Linked DNA regions of Mus musculus: region 2 is linked to region 1. A link is a loop called in an ENCODE intact Hi-C map of the cell type or tissue named here. Cell type or tissue: left cerebral cortex. All regions are shown on one strand. Each heading gives the region's core, and the rest is flanking DNA. Links, peaks and the distances in the headings are about the cores only.

What was found. A loop is a pair of places that touch in the nucleus more often than their neighbours do. Peaks named below come from ENCODE experiments on the same cell type or tissue, not always from the same donor. Only the 100,000 strongest peaks of a DNase experiment are listed, where the experiment ranks them.
Region 2: it touches region 1 in a loop (6-fold over the local background); 2 of 42 quality-filtered maps call a loop at or near these places.

Annotation. Positions count from the first base shown.
Region 1 is chr14:120,058,236-120,063,612 of GRCm38, reverse strand. No RefSeq gene overlaps it. Among named protein-coding and RNA genes, the nearest start is that of Oxgr1, 18 kb to the right of the region's middle. In left cerebral cortex, for the core only: a CTCF peak has its summit at 2,294 (motif pointing right); a DNase peak (open chromatin) is centred at 2,318.
Region 2 is chr14:119,096,179-119,101,555 of GRCm38, reverse strand. It overlaps Uggt2 (UDP-glucose glycoprotein glucosyltransferase 2), which reads left to right and starts at 2,122. Exons shown (of 39, transcript NM_001081252.2): 1 at 2,122-2,345. The coding sequence starts at 2,215. Gm16835 (predicted gene, 16835) reads right to left here and starts at 2,591. Exons shown (of 7, transcript NR_153786.1): 1 at 1,481-2,591; 2 at 1,042-1,268; 3 at 392-524. In left cerebral cortex, for the core only: a CTCF peak has its summit at 2,122; DNase peaks (open chromatin) are centred at 1,574 and 2,107; H3K4me3 peaks cover 1,691 bases; H3K27ac peaks cover 1,141 bases.

The DNA of each region.
Region 1 (5,377 bases), core at 248-5,247:
TGTTGAGGGATTACCTTCTTGTTTTTTCTAGGGCATTGTTCCCGTTCTTGTATTGGTTTTTTTCTGTTATTATCCTTTGAAGGGCTGGATTCGTGGAGAGATAATGCGTGAATTTGGTTTTGTCGTGGAATACTTTGGTTTCTCCCTCAATGATAATTGAGAGTTTGGCTGGGTATAGTAGCCTGGGCTGCAGTTTGTGTTCTCTTAGTGTCTGTATAACATCTGTCCAGGCTCTTCTGGCTTTCATAGTCTCTGGTGAAAAATCTGGTGTAATTCTGATAGGCTTGCCTTTATATGTTACTTGACCTTTTTCCCTTACTGCTTTTAGTATTCTATCTTTATTTAGTGCATTTGATGTTCTGATTATTATGTGTCGGGAGGAATTTCTTTTCTGGTCCAGTCTATTTGGAGTTCTGTAGGCTTCTTGTATGTTCATATGCATCTCATTCTTTAGATTTGGGAAGTTTTCTTCAATAATTTTGTTGAAGATGTTTGCTGGACCTTTGAGTTGAAAATCTTCATTCTCATCCACTCCTATTATCCGTACGTTTGGTCTTCTTATTGTGTCCTGGATTTCCTGGATATTTTGAGTTAGGATCTTTTTGCATTTTCCATTTTCTTTGATTGTTGTGCCGATGTTCTCTATGGAATCTTCTGCACCTGAGATTCTCTCTTCCATCTCTTGTATTCTGTTGCTGATGCTCAAATCTATGGTTCCAGATTTCTTTCCTAGGGTTTCTATCTCTAGTGTTGCCTCGCTTTGAGTTTTCTTTATTGTGTCTACTTCCCTTTTTAGGTCTAGTATGGTTTTGTTCATTTCCATCACCTGTTTGTATGTTTTTTCCTCTTTTTCTGTAAGGACTTCTACCTGTTTGATTGTGTTTTCCTGTTTTTCTTTAAGGACTTGTAACTCTTTAGCAGTGTTCTCCTGTATTTCTTTAAGTGATTTATTAAAGTCCTTCTTGATGTCCTCTACCATCATCATGAGATATGCTTTTAAATCTAGGTCTAGGTTCTCAGGTGTGTTGGGGTTCCCTGGACTGGGCGAAGTGGGTGTGCTGGGTTCTGGTGATGGTGAGTGGTCTTGGTTCCTGTTAGTAAGATTCCTCCGTTTACCTTTCGCCATCTGGTAATCTCTGGAGTTAGTAGTTATAGTTGACTCTGTTTAGAGATTGTTCTTCTGGTGATTCTGTTACCGTCTATCAGCAGACCTGGGTGACAGATTCTCTCCTCTGAGTTTCAGTGCTCAGAGCACTCTCTGCTGGCAAGCTCTCTTACAGGGAAGGTGCGCAGATATCTTGTATTTGGACCTCCTCCTGGCCGAAGAAGAAGGCCCAAAACAGGACCTTTCTCAGACAGTGTGTTGCTTTGGCAGTTCCCAGGTGGTACAGACTCTCACCTAAGCAGACTAAATTCCTAAGTTCCTTGGAGTCCCGGGACCAAGATGGCGACCGCTGCTGCTGTGGCTTAGGCCGCCTCCCCAGCCGGGTGGGCACCTGTCCTCCGGTCCGGAAGGTGGCCGGCTGTCCCCGGCCCACACAGGGTGCTGCCTCAGCGCCTCTGTGCTTCCGCCTGTTCCAGAAGCTGTCAGGTTCTCTGGCGCACCCTCTCACCTGTTCAGACTAATTTCCTAAGTTCGGCGGGTCCCGGACCAAGATGGCGACCGCTGCTGCTGTGGCTTAGGTCGCCTCGCCTTTGTTCAGTCTTAAAGGGTCCTCTCTACAGTGCACCTCCCAAGAGCCTGACGAATATTATAGAAGAGGAGGAAGAAAACCTGTAAGAGCCCGGGGTTCAAGGGCATTGCCAAGAAACAACGCCTTCCTGATGTGCCGGGATCATTGTTTTCATAAACACATAGCAGCTGTGGTTGCCTGCGTAAGACCTTCACAAGAGCAAACGATTCGGAATTCAAGCACGGTTGGGTAGAGTCTCACCAGGTTCCATGTCATAAGCCCTAATTTCAGCTGAGCTGTTACTGGCAGTTAATGGATGCTAGAGAGTAAAATTACATTTTACTCAGGGATGTGGCCCCTTTTAGTTTACCTGCATTAGAATGGATGGCCCCACTCTCCTGTACATATGGACGGCACGAATTGGACTCCATCCATTAAAAAAGAGGGGTGTGAAGTTGGGGAAAGTGTTCGAGATGGGGAGCCTGGGAGGGGTAGTGGGGCGAGTCTTACCAAAACCATTGAGTACATCGATAAACGTCTCAAAGAATAAAGAAAAATTTAAAAACACCAAAATCCTAAACTCGAAAAACAAAGCTACTTCTGCCAGGATCATCAGGCAGCCACAAGGGGGCAGGCAAAGCTAATTTTGCAGCTGAGCCTCCTGGACCCAGGATGGAAGTCAGATTCTGCAGATAATGATTCAGAAACAAACCCAAAAGTAACTCACCAAATAACAAAAGCCTCAGTGCTGAAAACCAACTTTCCCTCACGGGGCAATTTCTTAAAATAAGAGCAACAGCGGAAAAGACTGGTGAGAGCGTGCGGTTGAGCTTGCTTCAGCAAAAAACGCTGGCCCGTTGGCCATTCTTGTGTGGACACAGGGAGCAAAGCATCCCAATGAAGAGTCCCAAGTGACTGGAAATTCCATTTGAAAAGAAGAGGGAATAAATACTGACCTTCCAGAAACTTCCCACTGGAGAAGGTGTCCAATGAGGACAGAGCAACTTTACATAGCTGTATGAAAGTCCCATGCGTAAATGTAGCCGGCTCTGAAAGGTAGGGCGATTCTATATGTGTATGTAATATATCTGTATAATCTTTATTCTATTTTAATATATAGTTGTTATGGGTTGCACTCTAGCAATTACTTTAAAAATTTGAAATGCTGATATCAAAATGCATCCAATATTTCTCACCTCCTAGTCTTGCGACAGTGTACTGTGGAGTCGGTGTTGCCTCCCCTGTGATCCTGAGCTGTCCCAGGAGCCAGGGCTTGCTCTCATTGTCCAGCCATGCTAAAGGCTAAATTTCCTAAGAGGAAACCTTGCTTCTGTTGAACACATTCTTATTTCACACTATCATGAGGCAAACCCAAATCACAAATCAAACCATTCATAGACATTATGATGGTTGACCTGGCTAGACATAGCATCATTGAAGATATTGGCAAGGGGGTACATCTGGGTATTTCTGTCAAGGCATTTCCACAGATAATTAAAGAAGGGAGATGCAGGCAACACCATCCATGCACTGGGAATCAGTGAGGAATAAAGAGAGGAACAGGACATAGATAACAGACTTGTATTCATTTCTCTGTTCCCGGGTCTCTAACAACGCTCACTGCTCTGATCCATCACCTCTTCCTTGCCATGATGGCTGGACCTTCCAGAGTCAGAATAAATCTTTCTTCCCTTGAGCTGATTCTGTCAGAAGCATCTGTATTGGTAATTCCCCCTTTTAATATCACCCAGGAATTATTCATAGATCTCTACTTCCATGGACTCAAAGGGTCAAAATATATTACATGAGGTTTCACTCCTTCATGGCTTAAAACCTGATAGAAGGGAAAGAGAATGACACAGTTACATATATGCATGCGTATCTGCATATATGTAAATGTGTGCCTATATAACTCCGATTGCAACCATGAACAAAAGGAACACGACACAGTGTGAAGAATAACTGGAGAGAAGTGGTTTCGGTAGTGAAGTAGGTAAGGCCTCTTAGACAAACTTACTCCGTTCCTACTCTGAAGGAAAAGACCCACAGACACCCCAGCAGTGCAGCATGGCACCGTGCATGAAGGCCATGTGCCTAAAACTGATGTGGCCAAGACAGAATCTCAGGGTAGAGTATCCATGAGGGTCTGGAAAGACGATCCAAAAGGAATCTCATGAGATCCTGTCATCCAGCGCCACAAAGGTTGGATTACCCAGTTTGTTTGTTTGTTTCCTGCTGCATGGGCACTTTTGCAAACCTCAGGACACTCCACTGGGACTGGGGAACATGAGATTGGTCACAGGCACAGGAAACGTCGCTGCGGCTGCAGTGGTGGTAGAAAGATGCCTCAGTGGTTAAGACTGCTGCTCCCTTGCAACCCGCACAGTGAACAGTATCAGCTAACCGGACCCCCCAGAGCTCCCAGGGACTAAACCACCAACCAAAGAGTACACATGGAGGGACCCATGGCTCCAGACACACATGTAGCAGAGGATGACCTTATCTAACATCAATGAGGGGAGTCCCTTGATCCTGTGGAGGCTTGATGCCCCAGCATAGGGTAATGAGGCAGGAATGTGAGAGTGGGTGGAGGAGCACACTCACAGAGGCAAAGGGAGGGCAGGGGTGTGGGATGTGGGGGTTTGTGGAGGGGTAACCTAGAAGGGTGATATCATTTGAAATGTAAATGAATAAAGCGATTAATAAGAATTGCGATGCTCCCTTTTACAGGACTCGAGCTTAGTTTCCAGCACTGACAGCTCACAACCACCTGTAACTTCATATCTAGGGAATCTGGCATTCCTTTGGCCTCTGTAGACACCTACATGCATGCATATACACAGACACGTAAGAAAGTGAATCTTCCAAACAAAAGAGAAAGAAAGAAAGAAATGAGAAAGCTCATGTAACTTTGTGGGTGCCAGGCAGGGTCTTCAGAGTTATGGTCGCCAGCACGTCACACTGACAAGGACTGCTTCACCAGGCTACCAAGGTAAACAAACTTACAGGCCTAAATAACCGACCTTCAAAGTACATTAGCAAATGAAGCCAGTGATAGAAAAATACAAATTCAATAATTAGCAGCACTTTCTGGGAATCTCACGAAACCGAACAAAAACATTAGTAAGCATACTTAAACTCGTCACGGCTTTGGCGACTTTGCCTCCGATTCAGAACAGCAGAAGAACTCACCATGTAAGACTGTCAGAGCTCGGAGTCTAACACAACAGTCGGCTCGGGGTCTAACACAACAGTCGGCTAGGGGCCTAACACAACAGTCGGCTCGGGGTCTAACACAACAGTCGGCTCGGGGTCTAACACAACAGTCGGCTCGGAGTCTAACACAACAGTCGGCTCGGGGTCTAACACAACAGTCGGCTCGGAGTCTAACACAACAGTCGGCTCGGGGTCTAACACAACAGTCGGCTCGGGGTCTAACACAACAGTCGGCTGGCTGCCTGGCGGATTTGAGGCTTTGGGTTTGAATCCTAGCTCTGCAGAGCAGATGCTGTGAAATGTTCAGCAAAAGAGACCACACTCATGTCCTTTGAGGAAGTAAAAGTTCAGACCATCGAAACTTTGTTTTAAAAAAAATAAAAAACCAAGGTAATGAAGAATAAGATGTTTTTATTGGGAAAGGCGATGGTTTTAAAAACAATACTTCGAATGCATCTGACAAAACTAGAAACAGAACATATCCAGTC
Region 2 (5,377 bases), core at 103-5,102, 960 kb after region 1:
AGATTCTTATTATCTAAAGTTATTCTCACACAGCATCATTATACTCACTGAATGAATGTCGCCCGCTCTGCACCTTAAGAATTCCAGATGATTTATTCCATGAAACACGTTTCTTATTATAAAGAACTCATTAATCACTTCTTCCGCATATAATGAAAACTGCTATCATGAATTTTACATTCATTGTACTCGGCAGTGACTAACCTTGGATTTCGTTTTCCAAAAAAATAAAAAAAAATAAAAAAAGGGAAATAGGAAATGCTAACAAATGGTTACAGCTCTAAAATCTGTTGAGTTCGTGGCCAACCCAGGGGTTATTGATTCTTAGAACTTATTGATCAAATTTTATAATTTACTGATTTCAGAGTCCCTGGCCATTTTGCTGACTTACGTGTGCTTTGTTAGGTTTTTGCAGTTGGGTTTTTCTGTCTACACCAGGCAATTCCATAGAGAAAAAAATGTGAAGGTCACCCACTTGTGTCCTCTTATCTTCAGGCAAAGAAACAGCCCTGGAGAGATGGTCTCTGTGAGAAAATGTTCTAAAGTCATTTCCGTTCTAGGAAAATACCGTAAGAGATAAAGTGTGTAATTGTGTGAATGAATGGTCACTATTAAGTGAATTTCATTCTCTCCAAACCAATGGTGTAGCATGTCCACTTCTCTGAATTCAACAGGAATTAGGATTCTTAGTATGTAACTTTAGTTATTATCTTATTAACTTATTTCTAACTTGAGTTTATTATGTCCTTTAATAATATATTGCATGTGACTTATACAGCAAGTCTTTTTTTTTTTTTTTTTTTTTTTTTGAGTAAAGATTGGCATTGTATGAGACATGCTGCCATTTAAGGCTGGCTCTGTCAACATCTGATTTCCTTCTATCCCACATCTCAACCAAAAATGAAAAAACGAAAACAAAACATGTTAAGGATTCACAATATACTTTTCCTCAGGCTCCATGACGGGAAAGCAAGTTCGGCGCCCTTAGGTAAACTTCCCGTCTACCTACCCAGGACCTACCCAGGCCTTTTCGATACTTACTGATCCTCGGCATAAATTGTTCCAGAAATGAGTGAGGCATGAGTCCTCAGAGAAAAGTGCCATCTACAGTAGGAAGTAAGTAAGTTCTGCGTTCAGGTCCTAAAGTGAAAATCCAGCGACACGACAGCTGACAAAAGAGTCACTGGGAGAGAAGTCAGTAGTGAAGGTGCCACTTTGGCGTCGAGATTCACCTGAGCAGATTTTTGAACAGCATCTTCTAAAGAAAACTAAACACGTGAGGGTAAATGGAGTGCTTTCTCTCTTTCTCTGCCTCTCTTCATCTGTCTCGTGTGTGTGTGTGTGTGTGTGTGTGTGTGTGTGTGTGTGTGTGTTGGCAGCTGGAAGAGATGGGGTGTACCCACAGAGCAGAGGTGTACACAAATGGGAAGCAAGGGCTCTGTGCTCCTCCTGAACTACTTTTTCCCCACTTTTCTCTTACATTTCACTGCTATCATTTTCCGACTTTTCTTTTTCTATTCAGCTGTAATCTCTTGAAGCAGCGCCTCTCAGTCTTGTGGGGCACAGGAATCACCTGGGCCTTCCAAGGGGCTGAGAGTCAGGACACTTCTGCACCCAACTCCAAAAGCAAGTGGCAGGCCTGAGATGCCACTTCTGATAGCAGCAGGAGACCACTGAATCCTGGGGGGTGGGGGTGGCAGTGGCGGGGAGCGAGGTCCAGCCCTCAGAACCAGCCAGAGAGCAGGGAAAGCCCACTGATAGATAGATAAATCACAGCTCTCCCAACAGTGCACACAGGAGTCGCCTGCGCCTTTTTACGTCATTTTTGAGGCCTACTCTCGCTCCTGCTCCCCCCAGGTGATGCTAACCGGAAAGCTGGCCCTCACCCAGGGTCCCTGACCAGCGGGGCTGGGGCAGCTCCAGCTAGCGGTAGATTGGCATGGAAGGCTGGGTTCCCCAGACCCGGCGGCGGACCCTCCGAAAATCCTCGCGGCGGCCCTGCGTAGGCAAGGGGCCGATGTCCACCCGGGGGCTCCCCCCACTGCGCCCCTGGACCTCGCTGGCCACGCATGCGCACGCCCACGACCGGCGGACTAACGGACTGCAGCTCCCCCCACCGGAAGTGGACGGCGGAGCACCGGGAGGACCAGACCGTAGCGTGGCGTCTCGCGCTTCCCTCGGCGTGCCTTGGTGCGGGCCAGAGCCACGAAGGGGATGAGGCTGCTCCTGCGCTCCGTCGCGCTGTGGCTCGCCCTGCTCGGCGCCAGCACGGCGACTGCGTCCAAGGCGGTGACCGCCCACTTGACTGCGAAGTGGCCCGAGACCCCGCTGCTGCTGGAGGCCAGGTGGGTGCCCAGGCCCGGCTAGCGCCGCGGCCGGGGAGTGGCGGCGGGCGGAGGGACCCGGCATCCCTGAGACATCCCCTCCCGCAAGATGCTGTCAGACCTCGCGATTCAGGGTCGCTCACAGTCCCATGTCCCCTCAGATCCAGTGTCCGCCCAGTCCTGACGGCAATCCGAGGCGTTCTCCCGCCTGACCCCAGCATCCGCTTAGATTTGCAGTCCTCTGGAGCGAGCCCGCGCCCCCTTAGCGTCCCGAGCCGCACACTCCATCCCCTCAGACCTAATCAGAGGCTCTCAGATAGGGTTTCATCTCGTCGTCCACCCACCCCGCGCCCCCCCACACCCATAGCACCAATGCTCTAGATGGTCCCTGGACAACTCTTGCCACTCACTCGCCCCACCTTTCCCACGCACCTACGATTTTTAAAACTTCTGTGTCCCAAGTTTATTCCTGTTCCTGCGCTCTTGTTGATGTAGAGGGCAGAATGTGGCCTTTAGTGCAAGCTCTTCTGCAAAGTTCTAGTCAGCAGATAGTGCTTTGGAGTATAATTTTGATTTATATCCAAAATTAACAGTGGAGAAGGCAGTTTCTCGGTTACACCCTCCCCCCCAAATATCTCATCCAAAGGGATTTGTTTTCCGTTCTGTTTAGTTACCTTGTAGAAAGCAGACAATCGTAATCCCGCAAGCAGAAATGGCAACTCTGCTTCTCATGGTGATACACCTTTGTAATCCCTGGGGATTACATGAGTCTGTGGCTAGTCTGAAGTTACAAAAGGGAAACTTTGTCTCAAATTTAGTTCTTTAATATTGAGCATAAGCAGTTTTGTAACTGTTTTTTATGAATTTACAAGACAACATCCCATGGTTCTACAAAACAAAGGAAAAATCCACCACTATATTGCCTTGCCTTTACTTGATGGCACACAGCGTTTATTGACTAGGAGATTCTAGCTCAAATGTATCTGCTTCCTCTTATCTACAGTGCGTCCTGGCAGTGCATGGACCGGATCCTACATTTAGTCCCAGTCAGTCAATTTTTTTATTATGTATTTATTCTCTCCTAAACTATATATCCAGACTGCAGTTTCCCCTCCCTCCCCAACCTCCCATCTCCCCTAGAACCCTATTTCCTTCAGAAAATAGCAGGCTTCTCAGGATATCAACTGAACATGGCATAGCCAGTTACAGTAACACTAGCCACAAAAGGCTGAGTGAGGCAACACAGTAAGAGGAAAGGGTCTAAGAGCAGGCAGAAGAGTCAGGGACTTCCTCTCCCAGTGTTAGGAGTCCCGCAAGAACACCAGACTATACAACCATAACATATATGCAAAAAGTCTAGTGCAGACCCACAAGGGTTTGGTGGTTGCTGCTCCAGTCTCTGTGAGCCCTTATGATCCTGCTTAGTTGATTCTGTGGGCTGTGGTGGTGGCCTCACCCCCATGACTCCTACACTTCTTCTTCCCCATCTCCTGCAGGGTTTGTTTGTTTGTTTGTTTGTTTTGTTTTGTTTGTTTGTTTTAACAGTTAGCTGTATTGTTGGTGTTTTAGTTTCATGAATTCCAGATTATCACTTCTGTAGAATGTTCCTTAAAGCTTTTGACAACCTAGTCTGAGCCAAATTTGACACCCTCTTTACTTTGTGGTAGGTTGAATGGCAACTCCCACAAAGATATGTCCACATCCTAACGCCCAAATCTGTCAATGGTCAAGTTTTTTGCAAACCTAATTGAGAATATTGGGGCATTTTTAATTAACTTAGTGGGCCCCAAGTCCAGGGTCATGACACATAAAAATACTTAAGAAGGTCATGCAAGGTTAGAGTCAGAGATTGGAGTTAAGTAGCCTCAAGTCACAGCATCTGAAGCCAATAAAACGAGCAGAGGCAAGAACAGTCTCTTCTAGAGTCTTAAAAAGTACTAAAGTACCATCCATTCACTGATTTTGGACCTGTGACATCTAGAGTCATAAGAGAATGTCTTTGTTTTTGAAGCCACCATAGTTTTGGCAACTTGTTACAACAGCACTGGGAAATTCGTGTAGATTTTGATATCGAAAATAGGATCTCAATGCAACAAGAACCCAAAACTGTGAAGTAGCTGTGAGTTTGGGCTACAAGAATTTTGAGAACTGTAGAAAAGGTCTATATCACCTTGAGGAGGCTACTAAAATAATGGTAATTCTGGTGAGGACTCTGTGAGTGTGGTAGAACTAGCTGTTGTTTTCTGGAGAATGAATAGTCTTGAATAAGATGTTGGTAAAAACATGGGTATTGAAAGTAGTTATGGGAAGGATTCAAAAGGGATGTGTTATTTATTGGAAGCAAGAGAAAGGGTGGGTCTTGATATATATCGACCGTATATACCGGCTAACGTAGGTTCAGCCACTTGTGAACACCAACTTGGACAGTTGTCCGTTACCTGAGGAGATTTTCAAGAACTATCCAGGATGCCACCTTGTAGCTCTTTGCTGCATAAGCTACAGGATGAAGAGAGAAATAAGCCATGGGAAAATGAGGCTACCCTTTGCTATTTGGAAATTTTCTCAGGCTGTTTATATTGGAAAGGATATGAAAATTAGGAAACTATCAATGTGATCTGGAGAGATGGCCAAGGCCAGGAAGGTCACTACCATTTGTTTAATGTAGGGAGGCGACTCCTGGGTCTATTCAGCCATTCAGCTGCAACTGTGGACGGTGGCAATTCCAGAATACCTACAAAACTGTCTAGAGCAGGGCTATAGTGAGAAAAATACGTATAACCAAGTGCTGTCGTATGAATGGATCATACCTTTACCTACAGCTACCCAGTGCAGGTTGGGTATCCCACATCTGATTCCCAAGTAGTTTAAAACCCAAAAATTGTTAGTGTGAACATGACTCCAAAGTGGAAAATTCTATACCTAATTCTATATCCTCTGAGCTTTCAGGGAAATGGTATGGTATAGTCTCTTGAGGGGTGAACACTTCACAGACAAGTCCTCTTTACACTTTAGCCAGCTTCAAGTTGTTGTATTAATTTCCCTCTGATGCACAA